Regions from separate parts of the Homo sapiens genome. Here region 1 is linked to region 2. The links are chromatin loops, found by intact Hi-C in ENCODE. Cell type or tissue: A673. All regions are shown on one strand. Links, peaks and the distances in the headings refer to the core of each region. The heading gives the core; the rest is flanking DNA.

The links. Hi-C counts contacts between places; a loop is a spot of excess contacts. Peaks named below come from ENCODE experiments on the same cell type or tissue, not always from the same donor. Only the 100,000 strongest peaks of a DNase experiment are listed, where the experiment ranks them.
Region 1: a loop joins it to region 2, with 10 times the contacts of the local background. A loop is called at or near these places in 95 of 110 quality-filtered maps.

Annotation. Positions count from the first base shown.
Region 1 is chr19:15,172,703-15,181,608 of GRCh38, forward strand. It overlaps NOTCH3 (notch receptor 3), which reads right to left. Exons shown (of 33, transcript NM_000435.3): 17 at 8,874-8,906; 18 at 8,259-8,460; 19 at 7,979-8,126; 20 at 7,370-7,554; 21 at 6,662-6,794; 22 at 6,323-6,580; 23 at 6,121-6,239; 24 at 4,823-5,388; 25 at 1,366-1,698. MIR6795 (microRNA 6795) reads right to left here and starts at 6,648; the gene lies at 6,581-6,648. RefSeq lists a silencer at 4,943-5,112 and an enhancer at 8,483-8,906. In A673, for the core only: CTCF peaks have their summits at 1,226 (motif pointing left) and 4,935 (motif pointing right); DNase peaks (open chromatin) are centred at 4,959 and 8,489; H3K4me3 peaks cover 1,573 bases.
Region 2 is chr19:15,550,809-15,559,714 of GRCh38, forward strand. It overlaps CYP4F22 (cytochrome P450 family 4 subfamily F member 22), which reads left to right. Exons shown (of 14, transcript NM_173483.4): 14 at 486-1,509. The coding sequence ends at 663. Among named protein-coding and RNA genes, the nearest start is that of CYP4F22, 47 kb to the left of the region's middle. RefSeq lists silencers at 758-807, 5,005-5,064 and an enhancer at 5,525-5,664. In A673, for the core only: CTCF peaks have their summits at 5,215 (motif pointing left) and 5,787 (motif pointing left); DNase peaks (open chromatin) are centred at 5,133 and 5,723; H3K4me3 peaks cover 379 bases; H3K27ac peaks cover 959 bases.

The DNA of each region.
Region 1 (8,906 bases), core at 640-8,639, 380 kb before region 2:
TTGCCCCGGCTGGAGTGCAGTAGCACAATCTTGGCTCACTGCAACCTTCACTTCCTGAGTTCAAGTGATTCTCATGCCTCAGCCTCCTGAGTAGCTGGGACTAAAGGCATACACCACCACGCCTGGCTAATTTTTTGTATTTTTAGTAGAGACAGGGTTTTGCCATGTTGCCCAGGCTGGTCTCAAACTCCTGACGTCAAATGAACTGCCTTCCAAAGTGCTGGGATTACAGGCGTGAGCCACCGAGCCCCTCCTATTTCTTTCTTCTTCTTCCTCTTCCTCCTCCTCCTCCCCCTCCCCCTCTTCCTTCTTCTTCCTCTTCCTCCCCCTCCCCCTCCCCCTCCCTCCTCCCTCTTCTTCTTCTTCTTCTTCTTCTTCTTCTTCTTCTTCTTCTTCTTCTTCTTTTTTTTTTTTTTTTTTTTTTTTAAGAGATCGGAGGCCGGGCATGGTGGCTCACGCCTGTAATCCCAGCACTTTGGGAGGCCGAGGCAGGTGGATCACGAAGTCAGGAGATCCAGACCATCCTGGCTAACACACTGAAACCCCGTCTCTTACTAAAAATACAAAAAATTAGCCAGGCATGGTGGCGGCCGCCTGTAGTCCCAGCTACTCGGGAGGCTGAGGCAGGAGAATGGCATGAACCCGGGAGGCGGAGCTTGCAGAAAGCCGAGATCGCGCCTCTGCACTCTAGCCTGGGCGACAGAGCGAGACTCCGTCTCAAAAAAAAAAAAAAAAAAAAAGAGAGAGAGAGATGGGAGTCTTGCTATGTTGCCCAGGCTAGATTTGAATTCCTGGGCTCAAGTGATCCTCCAAGTAGCTGGGACTACAAGAATATATTGTGCCCGGCTTTATCTTCTATGTCTTTAAGAAGAAGAAAATTAGCCCGGTGTGGTGGTGGATGCCTGTAATCCCAGCTACTCTGGAGGCTGAGGCAGAGAATTGCTTGAACCCAGGAGGCAGAGGTTGCAGTGAGCTGAGATCACGCCACTGCACTCCAGCCTGGGCGACAGAGACTCCGTCTCAAAAAAAAAAAAAAAAAGAAAAGAAGAAGGAGAAGGAGAAGGAGAAGGAGAAGGAGAAGGAGAAGAAGAAGAAGAAGAAGAAAAAAACCCTACACATGTATTTAACCACTCTGCCAAGCCACTTAGCAACCTGCCTCCCCACAAGCCAGCACTAGACCTGGGCAATTCTACCCCAGAAGCACTAGCTCCATCTGGAGGCATTTTTTGCTTGTCACAGCCAGGAGGCGGTGCTCCTGACATCTGGTGGGTAAAGGCATTAAGTGAAATGAAACACACAAGACCTGGATCAACAGCATCTCTCCTCTCCCCAGCCACCACGGCTTTTCCAGGTGGGGTCACTCACCCGATCACCTCGGGGGCCAGCTCCCGACGGGCCCGGGGTTCGGAGCCAGGACTAGGCCGGTGGTAAGGGAAGACCATGGCCTGGCCGTGCGCGTCCAGGCGGAAGCGCAGCGAGGTGCGCAGGATGGCGCTGAGCCGCTGCAGAAAGTCGGCGCTGGAACGCAGTAGCTCCTCTGGCGGCAGCAGCACTGTGAGCACCAGCACGCCGCGGGCCAGCAGGGCCGGCACCTCGCTGGCACAATCCAGCCCATCCCAGCCGCACTCCTCCGTGTTGCAGCCCTGGTCGCAGCGGCCGTCGGCAAAGTGGTCGGCGCAGTACTTCTCGTACACCGGGCTGGTGGGGAAGGGTGAGGCAGAGAGGGGCGGAGTCAGGGGTCAGAGGAGACAATCCCCTTCCATGCATTCACACCGTAGAGTACAGAGACTCCAGACAAGGCTTGCACAGGGGACTGGAATATACGGACCCATGCCAGGCTTTCTGCAAATCTTGCCATTCACTGGATAATTTTTTTTTTTTTTTTTTGAGACGGAGTCTTGCTCTGTCGCCCAGGCCGGAATGCAGTAGCATGATCTCTCAGCTCACTGCAGCCTCCACCTCCCCGGTTCCAGCGATTCTCCCGCCTCAGCCTCCCAAGTAGCTGGGATTACAGGCATGCACCACCACGCCCGTCTAATTTTTGTATTTTTAGCAGAGACGGGGTTTTACTATGTTGGCCAGGCTGCTGTTGAACTCCTGACCTCAGGTGATCCACCTGCCTCGGCCTCCCAAAGTGCTGGGATCACAGGCATAAGTCACCGCACGCAGCCCTTGATAATATTTTTTTAAATTGATTGATTGAAATGGGGTCTTGCTCTGTTGCCCACGCCGGAGTGCAGTGGTGCAATCATAGCTCTCTGCAATCTCAAACTCCTGGACTCAAATTATCCTCCCTCTTCAGCCTCCCAAGTAGCTAGGACTACAAACCCACACCACACTCCCGGCCTCACTGGCTAACTATTAATTAATCAGTAAATACTAACTGACTACCATGTGTTGGGCACTGCTGCAGGCACAAGGATAAGGCCCGGCCACAATTCCTGGTCCACGTGCAGCTGGCATTCCACTGGGTGAAGACAGATAGTAAGGGAGATACATGAGCCAAATATACAGCATCTCCATTACTCATCAATAAAATAAAAATACAGGCTGGGTGCGGTGGCTCATGCCTCTAATTCCAGCACTTTGGGAGGCCAAGGTGTACGGATAACCTGAGGTCAGGAGTTCTAGGCCAGCCTGGCCAAAATGGTGAAACCCCCGTCTCTACTAAAAATACAAAAATTAGTCAGGCATGGTGGCGGGCGCCTGTAATCCCAGCTACTCGGGAAGCTGAGGCAGGAGAATAGCTTGAACCCAGGAGGTGGAGGTTGCAGTGAGCCAAGATCACACCACTGCACTCCAGCCTGGGCAATGGGAGAGAAATCCTGTCTAAAAAAAAAAAAAAAAAAAATACATATATATATATATATATGTATATATATGTATATACACACACACACACACACACACACGCACGCACACACATAGTGCTGGATGGAATTAAATGCTAAGCAGAAAAATAAAGCAGAGGAAGGGCTGGGGGTGACCAGGGAGGTGCTCACTGAGAAGGTACCACCATTTCAGCAAAGACTTGAAGGAGGTGAGGGAGGAGCCATGTGGGGGAAGGGAACAGCCAGGCAGTAGGAACAGCTTGTGCAAAGGCCCTGATATGGGATCAAGCCTGGGGTATCTGGGAAACAGCAGAGAGGCCAGGGTGGCTGGAACAGAGTGAGTGAGGGGAAAGCAGAGAAGATGAGGATGTGGAGATTAAGGGGGTGGAGGGTTCCAAGCAGACAGAGAGGTACGCAGAGGACAGAAGGGGCAGGGTGTAGGGATGGACAGATGGACTGCCTAGGACAGACAGAGAGAGGGGCAGAAGAGGGGCAGAGATAGTCAGGGGCACCCACAGATAGCCATATAGAGGAGCAAAAAGAGTGCATGGATGGACAGATTCGGCCCAAGGATGGACAAACAGGAGTGGAGGAAGACAGTTGGGTACACAGAGGAACAAAAGCAATTTTTTTTTTTTTTTTTTTTTTTGGTGAGACAGAGATTTACTCTTGCTGCCCAGGCTGGAGTGCAATGGCACGATCTCAGCTCACCTCATCCTCCACCTCCCAGGTTCAAGCAATTCTCCTGCCTCAGCCTCCTGAGTAGCTGGGATTACAGCCATGTGCCACCACACCCGGCTAATTTTGTATTTTTAGTAGAGACGGAGTTTCACCATGTTGCCCAAGCTCAAACTCCTGACCTCAGGTGATCTGCCCTCCTCTGCCTCCCAAAGTACTGGGATTACAGGCGTGAGCACTGTGCCCGGCCAATAAAAGGAATTTTTAGGCTAGATGTGGTGGCTCAGGCCCACAATCCCAGCACTTTGAGAGGCTAAGCTGGGTGGATTGCTTTGAGCTCAGGTGTTCAAGACTAGCCTGGACAACATGGCGAAACCCCATCTCTAAGAAAAAGCACAAAAGTTACCCGGGCGCGGTGGCTCACACCTGTGGTCCCAGCTCCTAGGGAGGCTGAGGTGTGAGGGTTACTTGAGCCCAGGAGGTAGAGATTGCACTGAGCCAAGATCACACCACTGCACTCCAGCCTGGGCCACAGAGCAAGACCCTGTCTTAAAAAAAAAAAAAAAAAAAAAAAAAAGGAGCCAGGTGCGGTGGCTCACACCTGTAATCCCAGCACTTTGGGAGGCCAAGGCGGGCGGATCACAAGGTCAGGAGTTCGTGAGCAGCCTGGCCAATATGGTGAAACCCTGTCTCTACTAAAAATACAAAAAAAAAGCCAGGCGTGGTGGCAGGTACCTGTAGTCCCAGCTACTCGGAAGGCTGAGGCAGGAGAATCGCTTGAACCCGGGAGGCGGAGGTTGCAGTGAGCCAAGATGGAGCCATTGCACTCCAGTCTGGGCAAGAGAGCGAGACTCCGTCTTAAAAAAAAAAAAAAAAAAAAAAAGGAATTCGGCTGGGCACGGTGGCTCACACCTGTAATCCCAGCTACTCCAGAGGCTGAGGCAGGAGTACTGCTTAAACCCGGGAGGCAGAGGTTGCAGTGAGCCGAGATCGCGCCACTGCACTCTAGCCTGGGCCACAGAGCAAGACTCCATCTCGGGAAAAAAAAAAAAAAGTAATTATTGGATGGAGAAAAGGGCAGACAAACGGGGCAGAGAAGTGCATAGGCAGATAGAAACAAGAACAAGATAGACAGAGCACATGGATGAACAGACACACGGACAGACACGTGGGACACACCGATGGGCAGATAGAGTGCACAGAGAAACAGACGGGGCAAGTGGATGGGCAGGTGGAAAGAGAGGCAGGGCCCACGGACAAACAGACTGGGATGGATGCATAGACAGACGGATCGATCGGGTGGATGGGCTCACTTGCAAGTGCGCTCGCGGCCACCGGCGTGGCAGTCGAAGTTGTCGTAGAGGCAGGCGGGCGAGCTGCAGGCGGGGTCGCAGCGGCTGTTGTTGAAGAGGCGCCAGCACTGCAGCGCCTCGCATTGCCGCCAGGGGTCGCCCACGCTCAGCGAGCAGTCGCCGCCGTCCCAGCCGCAGCCTGGGCTGTTGCACTCGCGGTCGCAGCGCTGGTCCCCGCGCTTGGCCTGGCAGGCGGCGCGCGGGCACCGCGGCTCCTCCGAGACCTCGGGTGCCGCGGCGGGCGCCTCGCAGCGCGGCCCGGTCCAGCCCTGCGCGCAAGCGCAGCGGAAGAAGGGCGCGAGCGGCGCGGGGCGGCAGGAGCCCCCGTGGAGACAGGGGGCGGCCGCGCAGCTGGCGTTGCTGGCCCCCGGCGGCGACCCCGGGAAGCTGCGGCAGGAGGGTCCCGACAACCCTGGGGGGCAGGCGCAGCGCGGCCCGCGGGGCGTCTGCTGGCATGGGACGCCCACCGGGCACTGCAGCTCCCGGCAGGAGCGCGCCACCCGCTCGCAACGCGGACCCCAGAACGGCTGGGGGTCGGGTTTGGGGAGGGAGGGATAAAAATGAGGGTGGGGAGTGGAGGGAAGGAGGAGAAGAAATGGAGGAGTGGGGAAAAGAAGAGTCAAGGGGAGAGAGGGGGAAGAGAAGAGGTCAAGACTAAGGAAGGTTGAGACCCCCTCAACCTCCCCATGTCCCACCCAACCGCTCCCCTTTCCACACTGGAGACCCCACCTGGCAGATAAGCCCTGCCATCCCAGGAGGCCACGCCCCCCAATCACCATCCTCACCCTTTTCCCTTCAAACCTCCAGGAAATGTCGGGGCAGGGGGTTGTTTCTTTGTTTTTTGAGACGGAGTGTCACTCAGTCGCCAGGCTGGAGTGCAATGGCGTGATGGCTCACTGCAACCTCCGCCTCCCGGGTTCAAGTGATTCTCCTGCCTCAGCCTCCCGAGTAGCTGGGATTACAGGCAGCTGCCACTACGCCCGGCTAATTTTTATATTTTTAGTAGAGACGGGGTTTCACCATGTTGCCCAGGCTGGTCTCTAACTCCTGGCCTCAAGTGATCCTCCCGCCTCGGCCTCCCAATGTGCTGGGATTACAGGTGTGAGCTACCACACCCGGCGGAAATGTCAGCATTTTCCAGAAACTCCCTTCCCTTCGATGTCTCCCCTAAAGCCACATCCTCCTCCTAGACGCCACGCCCCTACTACTCCAGAGGCCACGCCCCTACTCCTCCTCCAAAGGCCGCCACCCACACCTACCTGGGCACAGTGACAGGTGAAGGTCAGCCCACCCCCAGGACCCGGGCTAGGACGGCACTGGCCTCCATGCTGGCATGGCTGGGACTCGCAGGGAGACAGGACAGTCTGACAGCGAGGACCTGAGCGAGCGGGAGCATGTAGATCAGCCACAATGGGGGAATGACAGGCGGGGTCCCAGGCCAGCCCCTTCGCCAACGCTTACCTGAGAAGCCAGCATGACAAAGGCAACGGAAACCTCCGCCTGGGTCCTGCAGGCAGTCCCGGGTGTGTGCCGCGTGGCAGGCACCTGAGCGACACTCATTGATGTCTGCCTCGCAGCGCAAACCAGTGTATCCTGGGGGACAGGTGCAGCGGAAACCACCCACCAGGTCCACGCAGGTGCCATTGTGTAGGCACCGGGGCCCTGAGTCCAGCGGTGGGCCTGGGCCGCAGTCATCCTCATTAATCTCGCAGAGCACCCCTGGGGGAAGAAACGAGGGGTGGTCAAGAGGGAATGAAGACAGCCTCTCATCCTGTCCCCCCAACCCTGGCCCTGGCATACCCAGCGTTCCTGGGGGACAGGAGCAGAGATAGCGGGCCACGAGGTCAATGCATGAACCCCCGTGCTGGCAGGGCTGGGAGGCACACTCGTCCACGTCGTCCTCACAGTTATCACCATTGTAGCCAGGAAGACACTTCAGTGGGGTAAGAGAGGGACCCACTCAGCTTAGTGGGACACAGACCCACCTGGACATACCCATGAAGACGCAAAGAACCCCAGCACAAAAGGACACACACAGATGTTCAGCGCACTACCAGTAGGTAATCCCAGCACTTTGGGAGGCCGAGGTGGGCAGATCACCTGAGATCAGGAGTTCGAGACCAGCCTGGCCAACATGGTGAAACCCTGTCACTATGAAAAATACAAAAATTAGCTGGGCGTGGTGGTGGGTGCCTGTACTCCCAGCTATAATGAGAGGCTGAAGCAGAAGAATCACCTGAACCCAGGAGGCAAAGGTTGCAGTGAGCTGAGATCGCGCCACTGCACTCGTCTGGGTGACAGAGTGAGAACCTGTCTCAAAAAAACAAACAAATAAAAAAACACCCCAGATCTACCCAGAGTGACACCCACAGATACACCAAGAGTCACAAAAGCAAAAACTCAGACATATCTAGAGACATACCCATACCAAGCCACACAGAAATGTGTGCCCAGACGCACCCAAGCATGCCCACCTCCTCTTCCCTCTCCTGGGGAGCGCCCCCTTACCTCACACATGTAGCCCCCCATATAGCCACGGCAGGTCCCCCCATGCTGGCAGGGCTGGGCCAAGCAGGGGTCCACCTCCTGCTCACAGTGGCTACCAGTACGGCCCTCTGGGCACACGCAGTAGTGGGAGCTGTCTTCATCCACACACTGCCCACCCGCCTGACACAGCTGCTCCAGCCGCACCCCTGCAAAGAGGAGAGTGGCACAGGAACAGAGGTAACCCCATACATCCCCCTTCTGCCTCCATCACACAGATCATTCAACATCCTTGGTGGAATGAGTCCCCAGGATCGCACCCACACTCCATCAGGTTGTCACACATCCCCCCAGCAGGCAAGGTCTCATCACTGACATACACACACATGCCTTCAACGCTCACAGCAGCTCGGTCACACCCTGTAGCACACACACCATCCCTGCTGTCTCACAGTGACAGACACACACCATCCCGGCCAGTTGTCACATGCTCACACACCCACACCACTCAGCCACACACCCCATCATGCCCCATAGGCTCTGTGGCACCCCCATTCGGCTCACACTAGCAGGAGGTACGTGCATGAGCCCCTTCCCAAGGCCCCACACGCCCGCCCACATGCTCCCACTCACCGATCTGGGCTGCGGCCTCCCTGCAGGGCAAGCTTCGGATGTCACAGAGGCGTCCGCTCCATCCAGGGGGACAAAGGCAATAGGCCCCAGTCTGGACGCAGCGACCCCCGTTTTGACAAGGCTGGCGGCTGCACCAATCCACCAGCGTCTGGAGGGGAAGCACTCAGAGTCAGTACTGTGGGGTGGGGGGTAGTCTGGGAGAAACTGTGCCCCGACTTGGCTTCTCCCTCCTAGGATCCCAGGCAGGCTCCTCCCCCAGGTCCCCAGTAACTCCACCCACCTGGCACTGCGGGCCCGTGAAGCTCTCGAGGCAGGTGCAGCGGAAGCCAGGGTGGGCGGCGCTGCAGACGCCCCCGTGTAGGCAGGGCCGCGAGAGGCAGGGGTCTGCCTCATGTTGGCAGTGGGCTCCTGTGTAGCCGGGACGGCACAGGCAGCTGAACGAGTTCACGCCGTCCACACAGGTCCCGCCATTGAAGCAGGAGCTGGAGCGGAAGGAGTGGGAGGGAGGATCAGGCTCCGCCCCCTCACAGGCCCTGCCCTCCTTCCTGAGTCCCGCTGTTAGCGCTGGGGACGTCCCACTCCCTGACCCTTATCTCGGCAAGAAGCTGCAGCCCCAGCAGAAGCCAATCAGGTCCCTTAGCTCCAATTCACCAGGGACTTCAGCCCTAAGGTGAGAGCCACCTGGAAGCCATGCCCTCTCAGGCACCAGAGACTCCAAGGTGAGCTCCAAACAGACGCCCTGCTCCTTCCCTGGCCCTGCCCCATCAGTCATCAGAGTCCGCAGTGGGTACCAAGCTGAGGACTCCCCCAAGTCGTTGCTGTCCCCACTTCGTCCCAGGTCCCAGGCCCCATCCCAAGCCAGAGTCCCTGCTCTCCAAGCAGAGGCCCCGCCCACCTGGGGCTGCAGTCGGGCAGGTCCTGTTCGCAG
Region 2 (8,906 bases), core at 302-8,301:
GGAAAGATCAGGAATGTGCCTCTCAGGAGCAGAGATCAGATGGCACCCAGGCGTCCTTTCTGAAGACCCAGCACCCTCTCCCCAATGCGCCAGGAGGCCCCCAAATCAGACTCTGCAATAGCATCCTGGGTATTGAGCACCAACGGTGTGTCAGGCCCTGAGTTCTGGGCTCCCACGCTCCCATTGGCTCTATGATGCCTTTGTCCCCGTTTTTACAGATGAAGGAACTGAGACTCAGAGGGGGCGCTGTGTATCCAGGACACACAGCTAGTAAGAGGCTGTACTGGGATTCAGACACTCAACCCCAAGGTCACATTAATTGAGCGATCCGTGGGGTCTCACTTTAACCCTCACCCAGCGTGGGGTTTCACTTTAACCCTCAGCCAGCCCAGGATGCTTGCTTCATTTTCAAAGGAGGCATGTGACCCCCGGGGACCAGTGCTCACACAGAAGCTGGGCCTGAGCCCTGTCCCCTCTTCCTCCAGGAATTGCATCGGACAGAGCTTCGCCATGGCCGAGTTGCGCGTGGTTGTGGCACTAACACTGCTACGTTTCCGCCTGAGCGTGGACCGAACGCGCAAGGTGCGGCGGAAGCCGGAGCTCATACTGCGCACGGAGAACGGGCTCTGGCTCAAGGTGGAGCCGCTGCCTCCGCGGGCCTGAGCGTGGGCGCGCCCCTGCGGCTCCCGAGGGTCCAGGCCCCGCCCCCAAAGGACCAGGACTCGCCCCAAAGATCCCGAGGGCATAGGCCACCCCCCTCGAAGTTCAGGTTCAGCTCCTGGATGACCAGGCACCGCTGTTGAGCAGCCTGGTGGTACTGGCCACGCCCCTCAAGGCAAGGCTCCTCCCCTTAGGGGGCCTGATCCCGCCCCTTGAGGCTTAGGTCCCGCCCCCTGACTTCTCGCACCTGTCCTGTTTGAGGGACCAGGGTCGACCCTGCCCCCTTGGGCTCAGGCCCCGCCCCCAGGATCCTACGGATTGAGGTCCTCAGGCCACGCCCCTGCAGATCCAGGTCTCCAGGCCTTGCCCACTGAGCCTTCAGAGGACCTAAGACCCACCTATGACTCAGGGCCCACCACACCCCACCCCCCCCCAACTGGCTGAACCCCTGGCAGGCTTCCAAACTGAGGAAAGCTGGAGCCTGACGTCAGAGCTTTTAACTCGGACATCACCCTCCTGAGGCCCTCAGCTCATACGGGCAGACTGCTCAGGCGTGAGGCTGGATCGTAGGGTTCGAGGCTGCTTGCTTTTGTTGTTGTTTTGTAAACTCAGACCCTTGTAAGCCCCTTCCTTCCTCCCTTGCCCAAAGATCCTTTGCTGAGTGTTCTGTTTTTGCAGAATAAAAGCAAAGGATGCAGACTTACCCCACCCTCCACCCCTAGCTCAGCCAGATCCTTACACGTGGAGCCCCCAGCATGGGAATGAGGGGCTCTGCAACTGAGCGAAGCTGCGGGCTAGGAGGCTGGAAAGCCATTTATCCTAGGACATAAACTCAGATTTTGGGGGTCAGTTTGTGTGTTCATTTATTTCATCAACAGATCACATATTGTTTGCTGGCACTGCTTCAGAACCACAGGCAGGCCCTGTTTTCTGCCTTCTTAGGGGGTGGGGGACAGATGTTGAACAAATAATTCCACGTGTAAAGGTTTATTTACAACCCAGGACAGGTGCTCCAAAGGAGAGGCCCCGGGTGCTGGATGAATATAGCAGAGGGATGGGGATGGGTCAGGGAGAGCTTCTCCGATGCTGGAATGGAAGTTGAGTGGGTGACAAGGGGAGGGAAGAGTATTCCAGGCAGAAGGAACAACATCTGAGAATACCCTGAGCTGAGGGAGAACAGAGTGTGTTTGAGGAACTCACCAGGGGCCAGGTGGTTGGATCTGGGAAGTGGGGGCAGAATGAAGGAAGGGGCCAAATGCACAGGCTTTATGCTGAGGGCAATAGGGAGCCATGGAGAGTGTGTGAGCGGGATCAGGACAGGACATGGCCAGATCTAGGGCTGGCAGGGAGGTGACTTGCGGGGTTGGGACCCTGGGAAAGAGGGAAGCTGAGGTCCAGACAACAGGAAGGGCCAGGATTGGGGTGACTATCTAGCAGTGGGGGCTGAGGGGAGGGAGGTGGTAAGGGTGATGCTCAGGTATTTGGCTGAGGGAACTTGATGGTAGAGTAGTCCCTGATATGGGAATATAAAAGATGGGGGCCAGGCGTGATGGCTTACACCTGTAATCCCAGCACTTTGGGAGGCTGAGGCTGGAGGATTGCTTGAGACCAGGAGTTAGAGACCAGCCAGGGCAACACAGTGAGACTCCATTTCTACAAAAAATAAAAAATTAGCCAGGTGTGATGGTGCACATCTGTAGTCCCAGCTACTTGGGAGGCTGAGGCAGGAGGATCACTTGAGCTGAGGAGTTTGAGGCTGCAGTGAGCTATGATCACACCACTGCACTCCAGCTGGGGCAACAGAGCAAGACCCTGTTCCAAAAACAAACAAACAAAAAAAGGTGGGCAATGACAATGTCAGCAATTTTATACATATAAAATGCTACACTAAAGGAAAATGATACTGCTATTATACCACATATATAATATATATATATGCACTATATATGCCATCATTATATATATAGTGGTGGTATAATAGTGGTATCATCTTCCTTTTAGGTAGCATTTGCCTGTAGACTATTTCCATCTAGGTCACTAGAGACAATAATATTAATTCAACAGGCCGGGTGCGGTGGCTCATGCCTGTAATCCCAGCACTTTGGGAGGCTGAGACAGGTGGATCACCTGAGGTTAGGAGTTTGAGACCAGCCTGGCCAACATGGTGAAACCCTGTCTCTACTAAAAAATACAAAAATTAGCCACGTTTGATGGCGGGTGCCTGTAATCCCAGCTACTCAGTAGGCTGAGGCAGGAGAATCGCTTGAACCTGGGAGGTGGAGGTTGCAGTGAGCCGAGATTGTGCCACTGCACTCCAGCCTGGGCGACAGAGTGAGATTCTGTCTAAAAAAAAAATTAATTTACCAAATATTTCTTGGGCAATCTGCCGTGAGACAGGCACTGTTTGAGCCCTAGGTTCCCAGAGTTTACCTCTAGGGAGGAGATATGATAAATGATAAATAAGTAAAGAAAGAAGTAAATTCACACAGGGCCTTTTCTGTGACTTTTTTTGTGACAGAAATGGGGAGTTCTGAGCAGAGGAGGGACAAGCTTTGTCATACGAACTTTTTTTTTTTTTTTTTTGAGACAGGGTCATGCTTTGTTGCTCAGGCTGGTGTGCAGGGGTGCAACCATAGCTCACTGCAGCCTTGGCCTCCTTGGGCTCAAACGATCCTCCTGCCTCAGCCTCCTGAGTAGCTGGGACCACAGGCACACACCACCATGCCCAGCTAAGCTTTGTATTTGTTATCGAGACGGGGGTCTTACCATGTTGCCCAGGCTGGTCTTGAACTCCTGGTCTCAAGCGATCCTCCCACCTCAGCCTCCCAAAGTGCTGGAATTACAGGTGTGAGCCACCATGCCAGGACTTCCACAGGACTTTGTGTGCTCTGTTAAACAGAGACAGTGTGAGCAAAGATGGGACTAGGCAGATCAGTTAGGGGTGACTGCATTCGTCCAGGTGAGACATGATGGTGGCTTCAACCAAGCCGGGGTCTTTAGATGTGATCAAGAGCAATTGGATTCCAAGGAGGAGTGACTGTTCACAAAGGCAGTGCTGTCAGGCTTGGTGGTGGATAAAACGTGAAGTTTGAAAGAAGTGGGGGACACTAGGTTTGGGCTTGAACATCTGGAAAAATGGAACTGCCATCAGCTGACGTGGGGAATGCTGAGTGGAGTAAGTTGTTTTGTGGGAGATGTCAGGATGTCAGTTTTGGTTCAGAGGAATTGGACATGTCAGTCGAATAAACGGTTCTCCAATTCAAGAGTTTTGGGTTGGGCATGTATATTTGGGAAGCCTTAGTATAAATATTTTATATATTTTTCCAAAAGCTAGTGAAGCGATTTCAAATGGGGGTGATTTTTCCTACCAGATGACATTCGTTGTTATTTGGAAACATTTTTGGTTGTCACAACCGGTGGTTACTATTTGCGTCTAGAGGGTAGGGACCCAGCACTCTGCTAAACATTCTACAAGACAAAGGATACCTAGCTCAATAAAACAAGTAATTATCCAGTCCCAAAGGCAACAGTTCTGCTAATTAAAAACCATGAACTGGAGAACCAAAACAAACAAAAAAAAAAAAACAAAAAAAAAAAAACAGAAAAGAAAGCAAAACTTTAAGACTGGGTGAGATCTCATGTGTGCGTGTGTGTGTGCGCGCACGCGCGCGCGCGCGTGTGTGTGTGTGTGTGTGTGTGTGTGTGTGTATGGAGTAAGGGCTTAAGGGAGCCCTGGGGGTGGTCTCCAAAGTTAACCTAACAATTATGAGGCCAGGCGTGGTAGCTCACACCTGTAATCCCAGCACTTTGGGACGCCGGGGTGGGCGGATCAGTTGAGGCGAGGAGTTCCAGACCAGCCTGGCCAACATGGTGAAACTCCATCTCTACTTAAAATACAAAAAATTAGGGCAGGGCGCGGTGGCTGACTCCTGTAATCCCAGCACTTTGGGAGGCCGAGGCGGGCGGATCACGAGGTCAGGAGATTGAGATCATCCTGGCTAACACGGTGAAACACTGTCTCTACTAAAAATAAAAAAAAAATCAGACGGGAGTGGTGGCACGCGCCTGTAGTCCCAGCTACTCGGTAGGGCGAGACAGGAGAATCGCTTGAACCCGGGAGACGGAGGTTGCAGTGAGCCAAGATAGTGCCGCTGCACTCCAGCCTGGGTGACAGAGCGAGACTCGGTCTGAAAAACAAAAACAAAACTTTTTTTTTTGATTGAGTGCTTCCTGTGTGCTCTTTCCATATATTCCCATTTAATCCTCATACTGACTTGTAAGATCACTTTTTATTATTCCGTTTAACAGAGGTAGAAACTGAGCCCCCGAATGAAGTGACTTACCCAAGATCATTCGGTGCGGCCTCAGCGCTGGCGCTGAGTCCTCTTCTGCCCCACCCCTCAGGCTCCCAGTCCTGGTCTAGATCCCTAGCCACGTAGCGTAGAAGGGGGCGTCGACGGGGGTTGGGCTAGAGTTGGAGCGGGGAGGAGATGAGCTAAAGCGGGGCTGGCTGTGCGAGAGGCAGTAGCAGCGGCGTGTGTCCTGGGGCGCCCCCCGGTGGCCTGTGCTGGGGTCGTCGGCCGGGATCCCCTGTTCGACGTACTCCGGGGCTGAATGGGAAACAGACAGTCCCAGACCCTACGTGAGCCACCCGGATCTTGCAGGTGCTGCCTCTCCTACACCCCCCTCCCAACCGAGGGTCTCCAAGAGCGCATCCTTTGCCAAACATCTCCTGGGCCCTTTTCGGCGCAACCTCGCCATCCACTAGCAAACGAAGTTAGCCTTGAGATCCGACATATGTGGGCTCAATCTAGGCTCTTCCTTCCTAGGGGCGGCCTTGGGCACGTGACTGTCCCTCTCTGCACCTCGGCTTTTTCTTGTCATGCGAATAGTCCGGTATCATCATGCTTGTAATGCACACTGAGTTTCCGCCAAGGGCCACGAGGGTGAATAAATGAGAATGAGAAGGGGAGGAGTAAGGTCCCTGGGTCCCCGGAGCCCTGTTACACGTACTGCAAGTGTAATTCTCAAAACACCGAAGTCTGGTCCTGTCGCTGGCGGCTGTGGGACCTCCTTCCTCCTGAGTGTGAAGAACGCTCCCTCTGCTGGACAATTTGGAGATCCATTCTCTATTCGTTCAATTTTGTGTCCGTGCACGTTTGAGCGTGCATGTGTGACCGCGTATGTGTTTGGGTGCATTTGGGTAACAGTGTGTGCATGTGTTGTAGTGTGCACACGAGTGTGTGTAAACGTGTATGTGTCGGTGTGACTGTGTGTGCGCATATGGATGGGTGTGTTGGAAGGAGAGGAGAGGAGAACTCCACTCACTGAGTCACTGTAACTATCCACACACACCAGGCTGTGTTCCTGCTCATGGCTGGAGCCACTGTCAGAGCCCTTGCCTCTGTCCCCAGGTCTGACCTGTGCGGTGCAGGCAGGACATTCTGGAGAAATCATGCCCTTGGAGGAAGCTGTCAGTAATGACTGGTGGGTATTGGTGGATAAATACCCCAGCTCCCTCTCTCTGGGGGTGAAGACTCCCTTGTTCTGGGAGGTGCATGTTCTATTCTGTCTCCCTGAGGTACTAGGCAGGGCTGAGCCCTAGCTACCCACAGTGGAAACTTCCTCAATAAAGGTCCCTTTAACTGCTGCTGCCTTCCCTTCCCCATCCCTCTTCTCCATTGCCCTAATTGTGTTTCCAGGGATCACCTCCCAAAGAAACAACAGGCAGTTGAACTCTTGTCTTATGGTCACCCTCCTGATAGAGGATTTGCACTCAACTCCTTGTATTAAGGTCTAGTTCCAGGGAACCCAAATTAAGACACACATGTGTGCTGGTTCCTCCAATCCCCAGAAGCCTGTCAGTGTGCGCTTTTATTTATTTTTTTTACCAACGATGAATGTGAGGCTCAGAGAGGGCAAATCACTTGCCCAAGGTCACACGGCAGTGAGGGAGTGGCAGAGCCTGGCTTTGACTATGGGCTGTCTGACCACAAGCTGGGTGCTCACTCCTCTCCTGACAGCCTCCTCCCTCCTCAAGGACATGGAAGGAGCAGGGAATAAGTTATAAGTGTAAAATTTGAAAGGGAAATTCTTCCGCTTTCTGCTTCTGCTTCTACCTCTGGCCCAGCAGTTTGGTGTGCTCTTTTTTCAGTTTTTAAAAATTAAAAAACGTTCATATATATATGAACGTTTTCCAATGTATATAAAAGCATTTATGCACACGTTACCGGGTTTTTTTTGTTTATTAAAAAAATTTTTTTTTTGGAGACAGGGTCTCACTCTGTCACCCAGGCTGGAGTGCAGTGGCATGATCTCGGCTCACTGCAACCTCTGCCTCCTGGGTTCAAGTGATTCTACTGCCTCAGCTTCCTGAGTAGCTGGGATTACAGGCACACCACCATGCCTGGCTAATTTTTTTTTTGTTATTTTTAGTAGATATGAGGTTTCACCATGCTGGCCAGGCTGGTCTTGAACTCCTGACCTCAAATGATCCACCCACCTTGGCCTCCCAGTGCTGGGATTACAGGGGTGAGCCACTGCACCCGGCCTTTTTTTTTTTTTCTTTTTTTGATACAGGGTATTGCTCTGTTGCCTAGGCTGGAGTGCAGTGGCTCAATCTCAACTCATTGCAACCTCTGTCTCCTGGGGTCAAGCAATCCTCCCACCACCACATCCAGATGCTTTTTTTTGTATTTTCTGTAGAGATGGGGTTTTACCATGTTGCCCAGGCTGAACTGGAACTCCTGGATTCAAGTGATCCGCCTATGTTGGCCCCCCGAACTGTTGTGATTACAGGCCTGAGTCACTGCACCCAGTCCATTATCAGTTTTTTGATGACTCCAAACTTGTTGGGAAATATATCTGTTTCAATTATCTATTATTGTATATTGAACTACCAGGAAACTTAGTAGGTTAAAACAATATACAGGCCAAGCTCGGTGGCTCATGCCTGTAATCCCAGCACTTTGGGAGGCCGAGGCTGGCGGATCACCTGAGGTCGGGAGTTCGAGACCAGCCTGACCAACACGGAGAAACCCTGTCTCTACTAAAAATACAAAGTTAGCCGGGCGCGGTGGTGTGAGCCTGTAATCCCAGCTACTTGGGAGGCTGAGGCAGGAGAATCGCTTGAACTAGGGAGGCAGAGGTTGCTGTGAGCCAAGATCATGCCATTGCACTCCAGTCTGGGAAACAAGAGCGAAACTCCATCTCAAAAAAATAAAAAAGATATACAAGTTTTTTTTTTTTTTTTGGTATGTGTGTATGAACTCCTATCTGTATCAGAATATATACAACTTTTAGTTTGCTCACAAGTTTACAATTTGGGCAGGGCTCAGCCAGGATGGCTTTCTCAGTCCTACACAGCATCAGTGTGGGCAGCTCATTTGAGGCTGGAAGAGATACTTTGAGGTGGCTCACTCTCATGGCTGGCAATTTGGTGCTTCCTATTTGCTGGTACCGACTTCCTGCCTCGGCCTCTCAAAGTGCTGGGATTACGGGCATGAGCCACAATGCCCTGACCATTTTATTTTTTCTTTTATTTTCTTTCTTCTTTCTTTTTTTTTTTTTTTTTGAGACAGGGTATTGCTCTGTTATCCAGGCTGGAGTGCAGTGATGCGATCTCACCTCACTGCAATCTTTGCCTCCTGGGTTCAAGTGATTCTTGTGCTTCAGCCTCCTGGATAGCCAGGATTGCAGGTGCATGCCACCACACCTGGCTAATGTTTGTTGTGTTTTTAGTAGAGACAGGGTTTCGCCATGTTGGCCAGGGTGGTCTCAAACTCCTGACCTCAAGTGATCCACCTGCCTTGGACTCTCAATGTGCTGGGATTGCAGGCGTGAGCCACTGCACCTGGCCAAAATATATAATACATTAAAAAAATAAAGTTTATTAAAAAGAAAAAGAAGAGAGGAAATCACTGAGTAACATCGAGTAACATGCTCTGGTGGTGGTTCCTAGCTCTTGTGTGACCTCTGAACTTTTCCAAAGTTCCCTTCTAGGATTTCTGTCTCCCAATCCAGTTCATCTGGTCTTCTGTCACCCGGGCTGCAAATGTGGCAGTTATAGCTATACCTGCTGGTCCTGCCCTCAATATGGACTAAGGGGCTTGTTGGGTTTGCAATTCTTCTTCTTCATCATCTTTTTAATTTTTATTTATTTATTTATTTTTTTGAGATAGGGTTTCACTCTGTCACCAGGCTGGAATGCAGAGGTGCAATCCTAGCTCATTGCAACCTCAACCTCC